Linked DNA regions of Homo sapiens: regions 2 and 3 are each linked to region 1. The links are chromatin contacts, found by Hi-C or POLR2A ChIA-PET in ENCODE. All regions are on one chromosome and are shown on one strand. Each heading gives the region's core, a stretch centred on a gene start or an enhancer-like site at or near the end of the contact. The rest is flanking DNA. Distances are from core to core; before and after follow the strand shown.

Region 1 (2,850 bases), core at 170-2,669:
GTTAGTATCACTGTGGTACTCCTAGGTACAATGTAAAGCAGTAACTTTTTACTAGGTTTGTAGAAAGCTGAAGTATATGAAAGCACAAACTCACTGTCTGCATAGCAGAATATACCTTTTGAAAAAATCTAAACCGTTAAGATTTTTCACAACCCTTGAAAAAGCCTGATGCTGATCAAATTAGCATTTTAAAGTATGTCTATCAGGAGGTTCTTTTAGTTTAAAAAGAAATTTCCCCACTCTTCCAAATCTAGCAAAAAGAATAAATGATTTTAAAAGTATATATGGAAAAAAAGGTATACATGGTATACATACATGTACTACAAGTAGTTTTTTAAAACAGCTATATAATGGCTGGGAGCAGTGGCTCATTCCTATAATCCTAACATTTTGAAAGGCCAAGGCATGAGGATCACTTGAGCCCAGGAGTTCAAGCCCAGTCTGGGCAACACAGTAAAAACTCCATCTTTCCAAAAAATTTTTAAAAATTAGCTAGGCATGCTGGCATTTGCCTATAGTCCCAGCTGCTCAGGAGGCTAAGGTGGGAGAATTTCTTAAGCCCAGGAGTTCAAGGCTGCAGTGACCTATGATCATGCCACTGTACTCCAGCGTGGGTGACAGAGCAAGACCCTGTCTCTAGGTGGAAAAATAAAAAAAAAAGCTGCATAAAAATAAACATAAACTACATTCAAAATAAAAATAAGCTACTATAATTAAAAGAAGCTACTATAATTAAAAGTACTGCTTTTAAAAATAGGTATTTACATTTGTATAAAAAAGGCTTAATGTATTTGATTTCCTTAATCCAAAACTGAAAGTGATATATTTTTAAAAATTATCTTTACCTGATATGTTCTACCTCGAATTTTTTACTTAATATATTCTTCCTCTTTTCATGTTTCTTTCCTTAGTTTAAATTGAAGACACATCTAGTGTTAGAAACTAAAACAAAGGATGATTTCTGTCATAAGAGGGAAGTTGAGTATTTTTGAGATTTAGAAATTCAAATTAACTATGTCCAACATTTAGGATGTGGGTAGCTACAATCTGTAGAAAATTGCAATCCTGTAAGCAAAGTATTAAATCAAGTCCAAGTTAAGAATTTTTTTTAAATGTATTAGAATTGATCACAAAATGTTGATGCTAGGACTAACAAGAAAGGAAGAGATGATTACAGCTGCATCTGCAGGAGTCAGGAGCTGTCTTCCACCAACATAGGTAATAAACCTACATTATAAATAATTGCAGCCAAGTCCTTTTCAGAGAATGAAAACATCTAATTCAAACACACATTAGAGTTCAATGCTTTGCTTAAAGACACCCCACAATCACTGGAAAGTTGAGGGCTGTACGGTTAAACATTCTGAACTGTGGCTAATTTTTCATGCTGAATAAGCTTTTATTTCTAACCCACCCGGAAACAGTGTTGAGATGACTCAGCAATGGCTAATAAACTCAAACTACAAATGTTTTGTTTGCTCTCCTGCACCATCTCACCTAGAAAGGAGCTTCTGGGAGAAGAAATGAGGTAACAGAACATTTAAAACTACTGTTTTCCTGCCCCTGCCTCAGAATTGGAGTTAACTATGTATTTCTACAAAGTTAAATCACCAACGATGAACAGAGAAGGCAAACAACAGTGCAAAAGCTGTTTTCAAGATATGGACTGTACACCACCTTGAGGAAAGGTGGGCAGCAGCCTCTGGCCATGGAACACCCAGGAAAGCTACAGAAACAATCTGAGCAGGCTGTTTTCCTAAGAGAAACTTTCTCTGTGGAAAATGCTGCCTGCTGCTACCCTTGTAGTCTTGGCAGTTCCTTTATGAGCTGGAAGCAGTGTGGAGACAGAGCAGGGCACTGTGAGCTTTCATCTGAGACGGACGCCTCAGAAGAAGGACACATGTTCAATGGAAACACAAGAGATGTGCTGACTCAAACAAACAAAAACATGAAGAGCAACAGTGATGCACACTACAGAGGATGATGAGACAGAAGCTGTGGGCCACCCAACATACCCAACTTGCCCCCAGTCCAGCCAAATGACCGAGGTCTTACAAAAAAGAGCTCGGCACCCATGGGGACCCCAGCACAAACACCAGCGTGTCACAGGTGTCACCTTTCAGTTTTGGCAGAAAAGCAACAAAAAGCAAAGAAAATGAATAGGAATCAAGAAAACTGGTATCAGCCCTGGCTTCACCACTTAAGGCTGCTGTCTGATCTCAAGCAAGTTACAATCGCTGGACTTTTTTTTCTTCCTTCCTCATCTGGGAAAAAAAGGAGGGGATTAAGATGAGTCTTCAACAATACTGATTGTATTTTAAGGTACTTGTGCAAGAGTGTATGTGGGTTTCACATGCCAGCTACATACAGCTAACTATGCTGCTGTTTTAGTTAAAAAATAGAATTTCAAAGGATGAAAGGTTTACACTTTTTTCATCTCTAAGATGAATGTAATTTAAAGGATTCCATGATTTGGGAAAGATCCATGCATCATATGATTAGCTCTGACTGACACCTTTTCAGGCCAAAGGCTGTCTAACCTGGTATCTGGAGGAGCGAAAGCCCTCTACCCCAACCTCAGAATTCCAGCCAGGTACAGAGACAACCAATGGGCCTGCAGCTGTGAACACATAGCCAAGAGGAAAGGCACAGACAACAGAGAGGCGGCCAGGTCAAGGGTGATGATCACAGCCACCAGCAGGTATGGATGTGTGCTGACCATCTACCCCTGCACCTACTGCATGCACCAGCTTCCCCTCAAGAGCAGGAAGGTGTTATGACACTGAGAAACACCACACCCTTCTGGGGGACTATGAGAAATGCCCCATGCCCCAAAGGACTAGGACTGCC
Region 2 (2,922 bases), core at 32-2,531, 140 kb after region 1:
GGGCCATGTGGAGGCTGCTGTCGTGTTGCTTTGTCATCATTTATGACAGCATGGCAGTGTCCTCACACTCGCAAAGGGCGAGGGAGTCAGAGGGTGCCTCTTCCACAGGTGCAAAACAGCACAGGAAGAGCCTGGGGAACGCGGACGCAATTTAAGACTTGGGGTGAGCATCAGAGGCCAGCCACGTGCTTGGCACCCGGGCTTGTGCCTCCTCCCAGAGCCCTCTTAGGACACCTGGACAGTTTCCCTAAGAAATCTTGACTCAGAGGGCCGGGCGTGGTGGCTCACACCTGTAATCCCAGCACTGTAGGAGGCCAAGGCAGGCAGATCACTTGAGGTCAGGCGTTTGACACCTGCCTGGCCAACAAGGTGAAACCCTGTCTCTACAAAAAAAATACAAAAATTAGCCAGGCATGGTGGCATACGTTTGTAATCCCAGCTATCAGGGGACCACTTGAAATCAGGAAGCAGAGGTTGCAGTGAGCTGAGACCATGCCACTGCACTCCAGCCTGGGCAACAGAATGAGACTGTCTCAAAACAAAACAAAACAAAAAGAAATCTTCACTCAGAACTTCACTTTCGCCCCGGTGCTGACCCTGACAAGATTCTATCCAACCGCCACCCACTACTGGCATTGCCAGGAATAGTTTCAAGAATTTACGGGACTGTCGCCCTTACAAATGTGCCATGTACAGCACTGGGCTGTCCCCAGGATGCCCCTCCATACACAAGGACACAAGCCTTCCAGGTGGAAGAGAGCAAGGACTCGGGCGGGAGGCGCTGGGCTGTGGAGTCACGACTCACCTTCTCCAAATCGTCCTTCAGACGAGTTTCATGCTGCAACTTCCCATACAAATTTCTATTTTCTATTTTTAGGAGTTCAATTTCTTCTTTGAGCTCAGTCTGAAGAAGCGAAAGTTGCACCTTGTGCTCAGTTTCCAGACCCAAGACTCTGGCTGCCCGCTCTGTGTCGGCCTCCAAGTCCCCGTCCTGCACACCCTGGAGATGCACCCAGGGAAGCTCTGTGTGGAAAAGGAGCAGGGAAGACAGTCAGGCCGGTGCCGGCCCTCGATGGAGCCCACAGTCCGCACAGGCAGAACGGCAACCTATAAATGCTTCTGACAGCAGACACTGTGGATTTTCAAGCTCTGTGCTGACTCAGTGATGAAAGCAGGCATGGCTCTCTCAAGTCTCCCCTCCCTTTCGGGACACCTCCATGCTGCCCCAGCACAGTGCCGTCCCGAGTCACAGGGATGTCCTGGGCCCACACGACAGCCACACGACCCGCCCAGGCTACTCCTTCAGGTCAGGTGTGACATGTGACCCTCCATGAGTTCCTGAGTGAGCCTCATGCCTGTGACCAGATGTGGGCACACATGTGTCACCCAGGGTCTATGAGGCAGCCACAAGGACAGGGCCTGAGCTCAGGGGCCTGCCAGGGTTCCTGTCCCAGCACCTCCCCCTGCTGTTCTGTGCCCAGGCACGCTACCCCCACTGGCCCATCTCTTCTTCTGCAGAAGAGGAAAAAAGCAGAAGGGACTAGGTGCTGGCCAGGCACCAGTGGTGCCAACGACCATGGGCATCAAGGGGTGGCTGTGGGGACAATTGTGGTGCAGGGCAGGCAGGAGTGAGGACCAGATGCAGGCGCCGCTGCACCACCCCCAGCTTGAAGGAGGCCCAGGCAGGCCCAGGCTTCTCTCAACTTGGCCACAGCCCAGAATGGAGTCAGACCACACACCTCCCAGCAGGACCCGCGGCCTCAGCCCCTCACCCCCACCATGGACGGCAGCCCCACCATCAGCACAGTCCACGCCAGTGGCCAGGGCCGCCTGCCCCTCCTGGAACCCGTCAGTGGCCACTGTCCGGCGCCATGGGACCGCGACTCTGGGATGACTGCAGTTTCCTCTCCGTCACCTTCTGACCCCACAGCCCTGTGCCCCGTGCCCTGCCTGGACATCCCACAACCTTAGTCTGACTAGGCGAGCTGGGGTACCTGGGCCTGCTGGGAGCAGAGCAGGATCCTGGAAAAGCCTCCCCTGGGCCCAGTGGACACACATTCTCCCTCCAGAGGTGAATGGTCACCATGTCCATCCAGCAATCCCCATGACCCCCAGGGTGGCTGCCCAGGTCAGACCTGCCCTGCTGGGGCGCTGGCCCAGGACACGCACTCCTGCCCAGCCAGTGACCCCGCCTCTAACGCCAAACCCTCATCAGGACACACTCTGTTGAGGTGTCAGCCCCAGAAGAAGAGGTCGGAGCACTCAGCTGCTTCACGGAGGACTTGGATCGAACCCAGGCACCCAGGCTCCCCGAGAACGTCCCCCAGACCCGGGACCTGCCGACACCATGGCGAGGCGGGAGGGGCCCACCTTGGCTGTGCCCTTCAGAGGGTTCCAGACGCCACTCGTGTCCCAATGCTGAAGTCTCTACGCAGCATCTGTCTGAGACATGCCCCTCGTGCTGGATGCAGAGGGGAGACTCCAGCGCTTCCAGCTGGTGCCTGTGGCTTTCTTCTAACTCCGCCTGGAAGCGTGGCAGGCTCTCCTACAGAGAAACCACGTGGGACAAGCACGTTAGTGAGCCAAGCTACCTCGCTCGCAGCTATAACCCTCAAAGGTGTTTCCTGCTATGCACAAAGAAAACTCAAACCTCACTAGGTTCATGAGACCACACGCTGCGCCCTGGTGAACCCCGCCAGCCCACTGGCGTGCTCACATGCTCTCCCGCCCACACCCGTCTCTCAGTCAGGCCTCCGGAAGACATACAAGAATTGGTGGCACTGACAGGGACTGGTGCTCCTCAGGGCGGCAGGGCCCTGGACCGGGCAGACCTCTCCTCAATTCTCTCAGCAGCAAGGTCGGTAGGGCACGTGCCCCTCGCGTCTCCCCTGGTGGCCTCACATCTCAGGGCTGGGCTCTCAA
Region 3 (2,705 bases), core at 191-2,690, 210 kb after region 1:
TGACCTCAGGTGAACCACCCGCCTCGGGCTCCCAAAGTGCTGGGATTATGGGTATGAGCCATCGCGCTCGGCTGTCACCTTTCTTTTTCCTGCTGGGTTACCAGTGTAATTGTAGACTCTGGGTGATGGGCCTCGATCAGTGGAGGCTGAATATACTGCTCTCTCTACTTTTGTGTATATTTGAAAATTTTCAAAATTAAAATTAAAAATCATGTCTGTAACATATATACTTATAGGCACCATGGAGCCTAGCCTATAATATAATTAATACATGAAATTTAGGCCGGGTGCTCTGGCTCACGCCTGTAATCCCAACACTCTGGGAAGCCCGAGGCAGGCAGATCACCTGAGATCAGTTCAGGAGCAGCCTGGCCAACATGGTAAAACCCCCGTCTCTACTAAAAATACTGACAAAAAAAAATTAGCCAGGCGTGGTGGCCAGCATCTGTGGTCCCACCTACTGGGGAGGCTGAGGCAAAAGAATCACTTGAACCAGGAAGGGAGGTTGCAGTGAGCCGAGATCGCACCACTGCACTCCAGCCTGGGTGACAGAGCAAGACTCCGTCTCAATTAAAAAACAAAACAAAACAAAACAAAACGACAGGAAATTTACTCTGGGAAGATGGGCTAGACAAGAAGAGGAACATTTTTTTTTTACCTCATGAAATGGAAAAGAAAGCACATCGGTTGGGACATTTCTATCTCTGTAGATTCTATTAATGTGCTGAATATTCTTGTTGTCAACACAGATGATCCCCAGGTCAAATTTCTGCACTCCTAAAATCCTCCTTACAATCTCGATCTTACTGCGAAGTGGCGCTCTCCTGATGGGGATGACTCGCTGCAGATTTCTAATCACCAAACTCATTTCAGGAAGAATAACCAGCCCTTTAAAAATGTTTGCAACGGAACCTGGGGTTAAAGTGTAAGAGAAGACCAATCAGTACAAGTGATAATACGGTCTGTAAAAATACAGATGCACGCGCAATCAGATCACTTTATTTGGTGGAACTGATTGAAAATCTTAAGGGAATTTACATTTACCACAAGGAGGAAGCAACAACGAGGGTCTATGGAAGGATGCCGCGGAATCCGGCCAGAAGGACTCCAGGCGGGCGGAGCGGAAGGAGCGGTTCCCAGAGAAAAGGGGGCGGGTTGGGGGTGCGCGCGGAGAGAGGCGCGCGGACGCGGCGGGGTGCGGGGAGGGGCAACGGCTGGGGAGAGAAGGGGCTGGAATGGGGGAGGGACAGGAGAGGGGACAGGTAAGCGTTGGGGGCCGGGTCCTCTGGGGTCTGGGGCGCCCGCAGACCCACGCGGGTGAATGCGACGCTCTCGCTTGGGAGACTAAAAACCCGCCCGGACGTACCGGTGTCTGGACCCAGCAAAGGACGCGAGAGCGGGCGGACCCTCCCGACCGGAAGCCCCGCCACAGAGCGGGTTGTGGGGAGCGGAACCGGATCGCAGCGGGCGGGGCGGAATCCGGTAGTGCTGAGCGAACCGGAAGTCGGTCCGCGGCGTTTTCTGCCCGCGGTGCGCAGCGCTGAGTGTCGCGGCAGCAGCCTGTGCTTGCGCCTCAAGTCTTTCCGAGGGGCCAGTGGGCAGCGCGGGCCTCGGGGTCCTGGGGCGAGACGGTGAGCGTGGGGGCTGGGCCGGCGCCAGGGGCGCCGTTTCCTTCCCCCACGCAGCTCCGCGCGCCCGGGCCTCCACATCGTCGCTAACGGAGCGTTGCGGCGCCGGCGACCCCTGGCGAGCCCGGGGCGGGACAGTGGCCAGGCCGGCCTGGGCCCAGCGCGTGGCCTCCGCCGTTTCGGGCTGTGCTGGGTGGAAGATTAGGCTCCCCGGGCACGCCGTCCCCGCCGAGAGGCCTCAGCTTCGTGGCAGCGCCCTCGTCCTTCCAGCCCGCTCGAGGGTGGCCGCCAGGGCGCGATGAAGGAATGTGAGAAAGTGCTTAGCGCTCCAGCCGCTCCGAGGGAAGCCAGGTGGGAGGAGATCCCGAAACGCTAAGGTTTTGACAGCGTTACAGTGAATTCTCCGGCTGTAGAGATTGGAGGAAGTCGGGAGAAATTCGTCTCTAAGTTGTAAGGTGGAACAGCATTCATTTTCTTACTGCCAATGGAGGTTTTTCATGAATTTACTAACTCAGTAAAAAGATTCGGCTTTTTTTTTTTTAATCTTAAAGGATCACGCTTTAAACCTCTGTAACAAAGTAATTATTTGTACCACTCTCTACCCCACCCTCCAACAAAATAACCTATCGGCTCTCAGAAAATAATAACCCTTTGCCTGCCTTTGAAATAGTTATCCTTTTAGTATGACAGTGTTCAAAAATTCTTTTCTTAGACTTGTAGCAGAACATAGCTATGATGATCTGAATTTTTCTCTTTCAGCTTGTTCTAAAGACGAAGGGGAACTCCCTAGTGCTACAGGCTGTTTCAGGAAGCCAATTAATTTTGTACACATAATACTTAATTACCTTCTAATAATTGGAGCAGAAGATGAACCCAACTAATCCTTTCAGTGGGCAGCAGCCTAGTGCTTTTTCGGCGTCTTCTAGTAATGTAGGAACACTTCCATCTAAGCCGCCATTTCGATTTGGTCAACCTTCTCTTTTTGGACAAAACAGTACCTTATCTGGGAAGAGCTCGGGATTTTCACAGGTATCCAGCTTTCCAGCGTCTTCTGGAGTAAGTCATTCCTCTTCAGTG

The links. A loop is a pair of places that touch in the nucleus more often than their neighbours do. ChIA-PET counts read pairs that join two places held with the same protein, here RNA polymerase II (POLR2A). Pooled maps may share reads with other maps.
Region 2: a loop to region 1 is called in a pooled map, with 2.4 times the contacts of the local background. The contact joins two enhancer-like sites. A Hi-C loop is called at or near these places in 5 of 37 single-sample maps with no recorded cell type and 2 of 50 pooled maps.
Region 3: a map with no recorded cell type shows a loop between it and region 1 (4-fold over the local background). The contact joins the promoter of YBEY here to the enhancer-like site in region 1. A Hi-C loop is called at or near these places in 1 of 168 maps with a recorded cell type or tissue (psoas muscle), 2 of 37 single-sample maps with no recorded cell type and 4 of 50 pooled maps. POLR2A ChIA-PET finds 5 or more read pairs at or near these places in 2 of 52 experiments (WTC11 and naive thymus-derived CD4-positive, alpha-beta T cell).

Annotation. Positions count from the first base shown.
Region 1 is chr21:46,499,225-46,502,074 of GRCh38, reverse strand. All of the region lies in intron 5 of DIP2A (disco interacting protein 2 homolog A), which reads right to left. Among named protein-coding and RNA genes, the nearest start is that of DIP2A-IT1, 38 kb to the right of the region's middle. RefSeq lists an enhancer at 1,504-1,643. Within about 2 kb of position 1,419, at least 2 of the 41 ENCODE cell types and tissues checked have a DNase peak (open chromatin) inside an H3K27ac peak, as active enhancers do.
Region 2 is chr21:46,355,075-46,357,996 of GRCh38, reverse strand. It overlaps PCNT (pericentrin), which reads right to left. Exons shown (of 47, transcript NM_006031.6): 12 at 2,371-2,545; 13 at 806-1,023. Among named protein-coding and RNA genes, the nearest start is that of PCNT, 32 kb to the right of the region's middle. RefSeq lists an enhancer at 1,095-1,174. Within about 2 kb of position 1,281, at least 3 of the 41 ENCODE cell types and tissues checked have a DNase peak (open chromatin) inside an H3K27ac peak, as active enhancers do.
Region 3 is chr21:46,285,077-46,287,781 of GRCh38, reverse strand. It overlaps YBEY (ybeY metalloendoribonuclease), which reads right to left and starts at 1,440. Exons shown (of 5, transcript NM_001314025.2): 1 at 1,367-1,440; 2 at 659-912. The coding sequence starts at 868. It overlaps MCM3AP (minichromosome maintenance complex component 3 associated protein), which reads left to right and starts at 2,171. Exons shown (of 28, transcript NM_003906.5): 1 at 2,171-2,705. The coding sequence starts at 2,496. RefSeq lists silencers at 1,117-1,226, 1,577-1,806.